Regions from separate parts of the Homo sapiens genome. Here region 1 is linked to region 2. A link is an interaction called in ENCODE POLR2A ChIA-PET data of the cell type or tissue named here. Cell type or tissue: A673. All regions are shown on one strand. Links, peaks and the distances in the headings refer to the core of each region. The heading gives the core; the rest is flanking DNA. Region 1 overlaps NOTCH1 (notch receptor 1). Region 2 holds the start of CCDC187 (coiled-coil domain containing 187).

Region 1 (4,374 bases), core at 191-4,190, 220 kb before region 2:
GCAGCTCCAGCCCAACGGCTGCAGGCGCTGGGGAAGACCACAGCTCAGGTGGGACCGCAGGTGGTGGCTGGAGGCAGCCATCCCACATCGCAGCCCCCAATCTCGTGGTTTTGTGCTCCAACGGTGAACAGGCCTGGTGGTGCTGGGCTGTCGTGGGCCCCTTGGCCCCCTCGGTGCCTGCATCCCTCTCTCCTGTCCAAGATGGGGAAGGAAGCCGGGAGCAGAAAGGGAAGAAAGACCCAGCGGCTGCAGGGCGCCTTTCAGGGCCTCCTAGCCACCGCAGAGGCTCCAGCCAGCTGTTTGAACAGGGGTTGGGACACAGGGTCCTGGCAGGTTTGAGGAGCCCGGGGCCTTCCTTGCTATAGCTCTTTGTTCTGGGGGATTTGGGGAGGCCAGGGAAGGGGCTGTGAGCAACGAGGTTCCAGCATCTTCCCAAGCCTCCTCCATCCCCCAGGGCTGGGCTGCTTGGCCGTTCCAGTGGGAGAGGACCCGAGGTGGGACCCCGAGCCCCCTGCCCAGCTCATTTCTTAGCAGCCGGTGCCTCCTGGAAGGTGGGTGGTGCCCACTGGGATTGGGGAAACTTGGTCTAGCCTCTACCCAAGGGAGGGGCTGAGGTCCCAGGACTCCCCCTGCCCCAGAAGCCTTGGTCCGGGCTAGAGCTGGGCTCGTTGGCCTCATGGAAGCCTGCCTTGGGAAGCATCCCCACCCAGGTCTGGCCTTGTCTCCCCGTCTCCAGTAGGGGGTCACAGTGTCCCCCCAGCCAGTCCACATATGGCCCCATTTGCTTGGGCAGGCCGATGGGTGGGCCTGTCTGTGTGGCCCAGGTCACCTGGTGGGGCCCACTGTCAGTGGCGTAGGTAGAAGGTGGTCAGCCTTGCTGGGTCTTAGCAGAGCACGGCAGGATCTGGGTCTGGGGAGGGCGTGGGGGTGCCCCTGCCATCACAGGAGCAGGCAGAGTGGGAGCCCTAGACTCCCCTCTGGGCAGAAAGCCCCTTGAGGCTGGGGGCAGGTCCTGCTGGTGAGGGAGGGGTCCCAGGGGCAGGGGCACCCTCAGGCTGGCCGCCTAGCGATTGGCTCCTGCAGGACGTGGCCACGGGCTCCCTGGGAGCAGCAGCTGTTGGGGGTGTCTGGGGAGAAGACCCCCATTTATTGCCCTGTGAGGGACCACACTGCTGCCAGGGGACCCTTGGGCTTCTGTGGCAGGACAGTGGGCCGGGATTGGCAGTGAGGCCCAAGGAGGGCAGGTGGGGCTGGACCTGTGGCTCTGCTGGGGAGCAGGTGGGATGTGTTAAGATGCTGATTTCAGCCGGGCAGCTCCTCCCCTTCCCTTCCCAGGGAGCCGGGGTGTGCAGGGCCGTTCCTTCCCCTCTGGGAAGTGCAGCTCCTGTGCACCGGAGAGGCCCCCGCACTGTCCCTGCCCGTCCCACCAACTGTCCCTGCCCGTCCCTCCACTGTCCCTGCCCATCCCCCTCACTGTCCCTGCCCATTCCCCGCACTGTCCCTGCTCATCCCCAACACTGTCCCTGCCCATCCCCCCCTCACCGTCCCTGCCCATCCCCCCCGCACTGTCCCTGCCCATCCCCCCCCACTGTCCCTGCCCATCCTTGCCTTGGGAGGTGCTGTCACCTGGTGGAGCCATGGGAAGCACCTCTCCCACCCAGGGTCTCTGGTTCCTGTGGCGGGTGCAGAGCCAGCCACATCACTGACACCCCAGCTGGGTTGGGTCCAGCTGACCCCACACCCCCACCCCTCTGCTCGGCCTCTGCCTGTGCCCCCATCCCTGGCCCTGCATGACCATAAACTCCTTGAGGGCAGGAAGTGAGTGAGTCCTACCCGCACTGAGTCCCTCTCACCCCTCCTTCTCATTTTGGGGCGGAGGGAACTGTCTTCTGTCCCCTGGGGGTGGCAGATGGCCGCTTAGCTTAGAAAGGAAAACAGCACAATTTAGAATTCGTCCTGGGTGAAAGGTCTCGGCAGCATCTGCCTCCTGCTGCTTTCTGGAGTCGCATTTCCATGGAGCGGCCCTGGCAGGGAGGGTGGGAGTGGCACAGTGGAAATACTGAGGCGGGAACAAAGTGGTGGCGGTAGAGGTGGCGGGAGCGGCACAGCAGGCGCCGGGGCCACTTGGCACCCTCCCCCCGCAGCCCTCCTGGAGTCCCCGCCCGCCGCTCACCTGCGGGGGGCCCAGATAGGACAGGTTACCCCAGCGCCGCCAGGCCACTGAGCGTGGGGGATGGGACAGGCAGGTGCCGGGTGACCCTAAGAGGGACGCACGGAAGGGGAGTCCACGGGGGCACACCTGGCGTGGGTTGGGTCTCCTCCGTGGGAGCCCGAGAGCTGGGTGGCTTGGTGGACAGGGCAGCTCTCTCGTCCAGTCGGGGGAGACTGGCGTTCCCTATCTCAAGCCTCACTTTTTAGCCCCAGAGGGGTCTCCCCACCGCCCCTGATAGGAGGAGATGCGGGGACGGTGGAAGGTGGGGTGCGGGTCACTCATGGAAGCCCTGAGGATCCCCGTGGGCGCGGCAGCTGTTGGGTGCCACCTCACTCGGCCAAGCCCTGGCGCCCACCTCGCGGCCCACACCCACCTGGCCGCCGGGACAGCATTGAAGACAGAGTGGCCCGGGTACCGGGGGTGTGGCCAGCGCCAAAGCTGTGAAGGATTTGCTCACAGGCTGGTGGTCCTGGCCATGGCCATGCTGCAGGCCTGAGGTCCCTCCCACCTTCTCAGGGACGTCTGGGTGCTGTGCGGAGGGCAGGTGTTCGCCGTCTGTAGGGTGCTCCAGCTCTGTGGCCATGTGGGAGAGAGGTACAGACTGGGGCGGGCACAGGCTGGAGGCTGCCCACAGCAGCAGCGGGAGACTGGGCCCAAAGCTGCCCCCCACACACAGACCCCCACACCTGGCTCAAAACTTTCTCCAGGCTCGGCCCGGTTCCCCCCAGCTAGCGCGTCTCACGGAACCTCCAAGCCGTGGCTGTGGGGCCGTGGCAGGGGCCTTCCCTGTGGTGTCCGATGCCCAGGCTGGGAGTGGGGGCGGACAATGGGCCCTCTCAGCCTGCATTCCCCCACGGGAGCCTCCTCAGGCCTCCGGCTGGGGCTCCTGCCCCACCCGCTGGGAGCAGCTGCCGCCACGTCTGACACCTGCTCCCAGCCGCCCTTTGTCCGAGCACCGACGCCTGATTTATGGGGCGTGTTTTCCTCTTGCTGGCCCGGCGTGATACAGCCTCGTTAACTGGGATGCGTCCGGTTGGGCAGATTCTCCCACAGTCCTCCACGTTGGGGTCCGCGCTCAGGGTGGGGAGTGGGGCCCGGTGTCCGGGCAGAGTGTCGTGGTCCATTCAGGGACAGCCAATGTCCTGTGACCTCAGGGCACTTGGTGGGAGACTGCTCTAGGGGCTCGGACCTCCAGCGTCTCCCCTCTGGGGTCCCCTAAAGCTGTGGGATGGGCCTCCCCTGCCCCTCCTCCCCGTCTTGCCCAGCAGGTGAGCTTTTCCCGCTCCTTGGAGCCTCGAGGGGCCGGGAGGCAGGGGACCAGCTTGCATGGGCCAGGCTGAGGAGCCTCCAGCCCCGGCTTTGATGACCGAGCGCCCTCTGTCCTGTACCCACCCCCTGCCGACTTCAGCGGCTGGGAAAGCAAAAAGGGCCTTTTCTCCAAGCGGGAGCTGTGGCCAACTCCCGCCTGACAATGGGGCATTTATGTGGAGGGAGGGCGCCCCTCCTGTGGCCACAGCCCAGCCCAGCCCAGCCTGTGCACTCCACGGGTTCCCAGCGGCCGCTCCACCTCGGGGACCGGCCAGCCTGTAACTGGATCTGCATGCAGTGGGAACCACGTCTGCCCTCCCAACAGGTGCCCGCAGAGGCAGGTCTGTCGCTGCAGCCCCGGAGTGACCGGCCACATGGGATGGAGGAGGGGGAGCCTCATTCCGGGGCTGTGCCCGTCGCTCACTGGGCTGGCAGGAGCCGTAGCAAGGCCTGAGTGAATTCCCCAGAGCCCCTTTGGAAGGGGTGACATGTGTTTTCTTTAAGCCAGTTGGTTTGGGACTTTTGGCTTCTGGCAACAGATGGTCGGCCAGAGTGGCCCTTTTGCGTTCTCTCTACCCAAGCCGTGGTCACGGGTAAAAGCCTTCGGGGAAGACAGATGCCTCCCGGGCCTTTGGGACAGGGGCGTGGCTGGCTGCTGAGAAACGCACAGGAACCCCCACCCCCAGCCTCCACAAGCCCCTCGGGGTAAGGCCCCCCCAGGCCACTGCCACACATAGCACAGGTTTGATTGGAGACACTGGGGTGGGAATAAGCGGGAGAGGAGGCGAGGACTTGGGGGGCCGGTGGGGGTCCTGTGGGAAGCCGGCAGCTTCAGGGCCGGTCCTGGGGCAGGC
Region 2 (4,374 bases), core at 216-4,215:
CCTCAGAGACAGCCGCATGTCTGGGCCAGTCACGGCTCTTGGCCTCTGGGCCCCACCGTTGCTGGGAAGGGGAGGTGTGTGGCTGTTCTGTGGGGTTTTCATCCCAGCCCCTCCCAGCCGAGGAGCCATCCCCATGCAGTGGCTCTGCGTGGTGCTGGGACCCCAGGTGGCTGCTGCTCTCTCCTGGCCTTGGGGACATGGAAGGTGTAGGACAGCTTGGCACGCCCGGCCTTCTGACCCTGCTGGGACCCTGGACACATGACTTAGGCTGAGCCTCATCCGCTGGTTAAGTGGAAGTAGCACCTGTTTTTCTCTGGTGGGATTGCCCTGAGACGACGTAAGATAAGTCATCAAGCATTTGCCACGGCGCGTGGTGCACTGGGGGCCCTGGAACGCTCTTCCAGCGATAAGCATCTGCACGCCAGTGTGTGCCATGGGCAAGGCTACTTCCTGCCCCCAGGGGACCGTCCCCCCAGGGAGGGAGGCTCAGGAGGGGTGACAGAGGTCCCAGGAGGGGAACTGCATGTGCCTCACTGAGCTGGACTGGAGCATGGTGGGTGGAGTGGAGAGAGCAGTGTGGCTGCGGAGAGGCCAGGAGCTGAGGTGCAGGGTCTGAATGGGTACGGACCCAGCTAGGCCCGGAGTAGGGTGGGGATGTGGCTGGCTGGGCCTGGCTGCAGGGCTCCCGTGCTGCTGGGGACAGGGGGGCCTGGCCTGCCCAGGGGATACCCCTTGACTCAGGCTGCAGCCTCTGCCCAGTGGCCTTCTTGGAGCCTTGCTGCTCCTGTCCACCCCATGCAGAGTAGCCCCGAGCCTCGTACCCCAGCAGGCGTGAGTCTCCTGGGGGCAGGGCAGGGGCGCCAGCCGGTGCAGGCTGTGAGCGGTCCCCGTGGCACGGACAACATCGGCAGAGGGTCCTGGACAGGTGGACCCGCCTTCGGGAGCTGACGTGTGTCTCCTGATTCAGAGCTGCGTCTGGAAGCCTCAGCTGGTGACCAGGCCAGGGAGGCAGACGCTCCGCTGTCCCCCAGGGCAGGTGGGGAGGAGAAGGAAGGAAGCCGGTGGTGGGGGCAACTCGCAGGACCTCGCGATGCTCTGCTCGCTGGGTTTGCTTTTCCGTTCCCAGGCATTTGCTGTCATGATTTTGTTCCCAGTCACAGCGACGCATTTCCACGCATTTATGATGCACCTTCTTCCAGAGCCTCCAGGCAGCTGCTGAGTGGCTGGGTGGTTTTCCTGCTCATGGGAGAAAGGGAGCCACCAGACTTGGCCTCTTCTGCTCAGGAGGACCCTGCCCCTGTCCCTTCATGGGAGCAGGGCTGAGAGCCCAGGACCACAGCTGATTTGGGAGCCTGAAGGCCTGGCAGGGAGGTGGCAACCCGTCAGCAGGGGGGCCAGGCCTGTGCACCACTCGGATGGCCCTGGGAAGCAGAGGCTGCAGAGGGGTCCCTGGGCAGGGCGAGGCTCTGTAGGAATGGAAGGGGGCTGGAAGTGGAGCTGCCTTCTGGGTGCCTGAGAGCCGTTCAGGCTCCGAGGGTGGGGGGACCCTGTGGTCACACCGCTGGTTCCCTGAAGCTCCCTGTAACATCCCAGACATGTTCCCCAGGGTGTAACAGCCCGAGGCTCATCCTTGTCCCTGCCTCATCACAGGAAAGGGCTCATGCCCTGGCGCTAGGAGGGTGCAGACAGGCCAGGTGGGGCTGGAGGTGGCCGCACCTCACATTATACGCAGGGCCTGCCTGTCTTTGGATGGCTCCTCTCTCCCTCCCCTCCGAGGCTGCTGGTGGCTCAGCCTCTGTGCCCTGGATGCCCGTGGCTGTGCCTGCCGGCAGCCAGGGCCCCGTTTGGCTTGGAATCTCCCCTGGGCCCCGTGCCTATGTGGGGCTGGGCTTGGGCGGTGTCTCCAGGCGTTTGCCTGGCGGTTCCAGAGGACAGGTTCTATAGCGTGAGCCTGGAGGAGGGCCCTCCATCCTTCGTGCCTTCCTAGACTTAAGAGGTCTTTCGCGCAGACCTCCCTTCTCTGGGGCCACTTGGGAAGGGTCAACTTAAGGGCCATTCCTGGAACAAATCCGTGCTCATGATCATCGCAGCTCCGTGCCACTGCCACCTCCCGCGGGGATGGACTCACCAGGGGCTCACAATGGTGAGCATTGGGGGAGGGGGTGGTCCCCAGGCTCCAAGGTGGCACTGCCAGTGGGGGTGGGGAAGGAGCTGGGAGGGAACTGGGATCTGAGTCTGAGTTCCCCTCAGGGACTGCAGAGCCATGTCCTCCCCACCACACTGCCGTGTCACGGACCCACTGGGATGTGCAGGGTCCGAGGAGGCCAGCGGGGGCTCCTGACCTGGGGCAGCACCTGGCATCTCTGCCACTGTCACTGTGGGCAAAGGGTGTCTTCTGGCCTGCACCAGGGTGAGCCCAGAAGCCAGCGCCCCTTCCCCTGCCCAGCCCCATGGAACTGAGAGATGGTGGCTGATGTGTTTCTGTTGGGATGTCTGGGCTGGGCCCCACAGCTGCTGGGACCTCTGTGCCTCAGACTGAATTGAACCTAACCCTGACCTGGGGTTAGGCCCCGCCCCCACCAACCAGAAACTTGCCCAACACTGACCCCACAAGCCCAGCCCGGCCCCATTCCCTCCCTGCATGTCATTCTGGGCCTGGGCGGACTGGGTGGGGCACCGCTGAGAGCCCCATCAGGAGCTGAAGGCCAGAGGCTCTGTCGCTGAGTGACAAGGTTATTATGCTGTCACGGGGCCAGCCGGAACTCTCCCCCACCCCACCAAGAGACAGCTCATTAGGAAGGCCCCCAGCTGTGGCCAGCCCAGGGCCGGGCTGCCCACCGTGCCAGCCCAGTTTCAATGACCCACCTGAGGGTTTCCATCGTGGGCCAGGGGACCGGCGCAGGCGGGCATCCGGAGCCAGGCAGTGGCCAGCCCATCCCGGGCAGGGTCATAGGTGGGGCTGCAGGCCTCGAAGCCGCCATGTGAAGGCAGCAGCGACCCCAGGCAGGGCGGGCCAGGTTGACCTTGCACCTGCTCTCCCCTCAGCCCCGCGGCCATGCCGACCCTGGTCGTGGGCACGCCGCCCACCTGCCTGGGGGACACACCTCAGCCCTGCCACAAGAACAGCCAGAGGCAGGGCCCCTTCTCCCATGGGGCCCCAGGGAGAGCAGCCGACTGGAAGGCTGTTGCCAAGCCCAGGTAGCATCTGCGTGGACTTAGGCGGGGGGCTGCACTGCTGGCAGGTGCCATGCCTGCCGCTGGAGGCAGCGGCTCTGTGGGAGGTACAAGGGCGTGGGGTCAGAGTGACGTGCCTGCCTCTGCACGTGCCTTTGGGCAGGCAGCCCGGCCTCTCTGAGACTCAGTTTCTCCATCTGTAAATCGGGCCGATCACATTACCTACCTCAGAGGGGTGTGGTCAGGGCTTGAGAGAGAATGCCGGGGCTGTCCTCCAGGTGGGGTGTATTCCAGGCCCTCCTTTCCACCTCCAGTCTGTGGAGCAGGAATGCCCGGGGAGGTGGGGCCAGTCTGAGCGGCTCTGCTCGGCACCTCTGCGCCTGCATGTCTGACCGGCATGTCTGCCGTTCCCTCCCAGGCTCTGCGCACCTGCAGCTGAGGATGACGTGGCAGCCCTGAGGTGGCCCGGGCCCTCCCAGCAGCCAGACCCACCCTGGGCAGCTCCCCACGTGGTCGGGTCTGACGACCTCAAGGAACCAGGACCCTGGGGGAAGGCGTGCAGCCTGCCCATGTGGTCCACAGGCCCGGAGGCTAGGGATGGGGACAGCTCGGTGTCATCGGGCCGCCTCTCGTGCTCTTCGGGGGGCCACGACGTGTGTGTGTCTTGGAAGGAGAGGCCACCCCAGGTGTTGGGGCCCCAGCAGAGGCCCAGAAAGAGTGACGCGCGGCTGGAGCAGCTGAGAGACAAGATCCGGGCCCAGGCGTGGCAGCAGGGGAGCTGTGCGTCCCTGGGCACCTCAGCCCCCTCCAGCGCCTCCAGACTCCACAAAGCCTCCACGCTGATGCTTAGGAGGAAAGGCCAAGAGGCAAAAAATCCCCCTCCAGCCCCTGAATGCTCAGGTCAGTGGCCACTTTGCCAGAGAGGGGCAGGAGGGCTGCGAGGCTGTCGGGAGGGTGGAAAGCGGGCAGGATCGGGCTGTGCTGGACACGTGGTGGGGGCCAGCCGGGTGTATGCAGCGTGCCCCCAGGGTGGGGATTAGGAGTCATGAAGGGGTGCTTCTGAGCTGGGTCCATGATGAGGATCCCTCCCTGGAGACGACAGAGGAGCGGTGGAGATGCCAGCGCCCAGGAGGGAGGGGCACACAGGGCCTGTGGCACTGGAAGAGGGGGCCTGGTCCCTGGACCTAGAGTCTGTGCCTT

What was found. Peaks named below come from ENCODE experiments on the same cell type or tissue, not always from the same donor. Only the 100,000 strongest peaks of a DNase experiment are listed, where the experiment ranks them.
Region 1: POLR2A ChIA-PET joins it to region 2 with 6 read pairs; 3 of 35 experiments call an interaction of 5 or more read pairs at or near these places.

The regions. Positions count from the first base shown.
Region 1 is chr9:136,525,606-136,529,979 of GRCh38, reverse strand. The region is part of intron 2 of NOTCH1 (notch receptor 1); the gene reads left to right. Among named protein-coding and RNA genes, the nearest start is that of MIR4673, 8.2 kb to the right of the region's middle. RefSeq lists an enhancer at 2,798-3,669. In A673, for the core only: no CTCF peak of the experiment used is centred there; a DNase peak (open chromatin) is centred at 1,929.
Region 2 is chr9:136,302,512-136,306,885 of GRCh38, reverse strand. CCDC187 (coiled-coil domain containing 187) reads left to right here and starts at 2,792. Exons shown (of 26, transcript NM_001378188.1): 1 at 2,792-3,198; 2 at 3,593-4,074. The coding sequence starts at 3,056. RefSeq lists an enhancer at 220-309. In A673, for the core only: no CTCF peak of the experiment used is centred there; no DNase peak of the experiment used is centred there.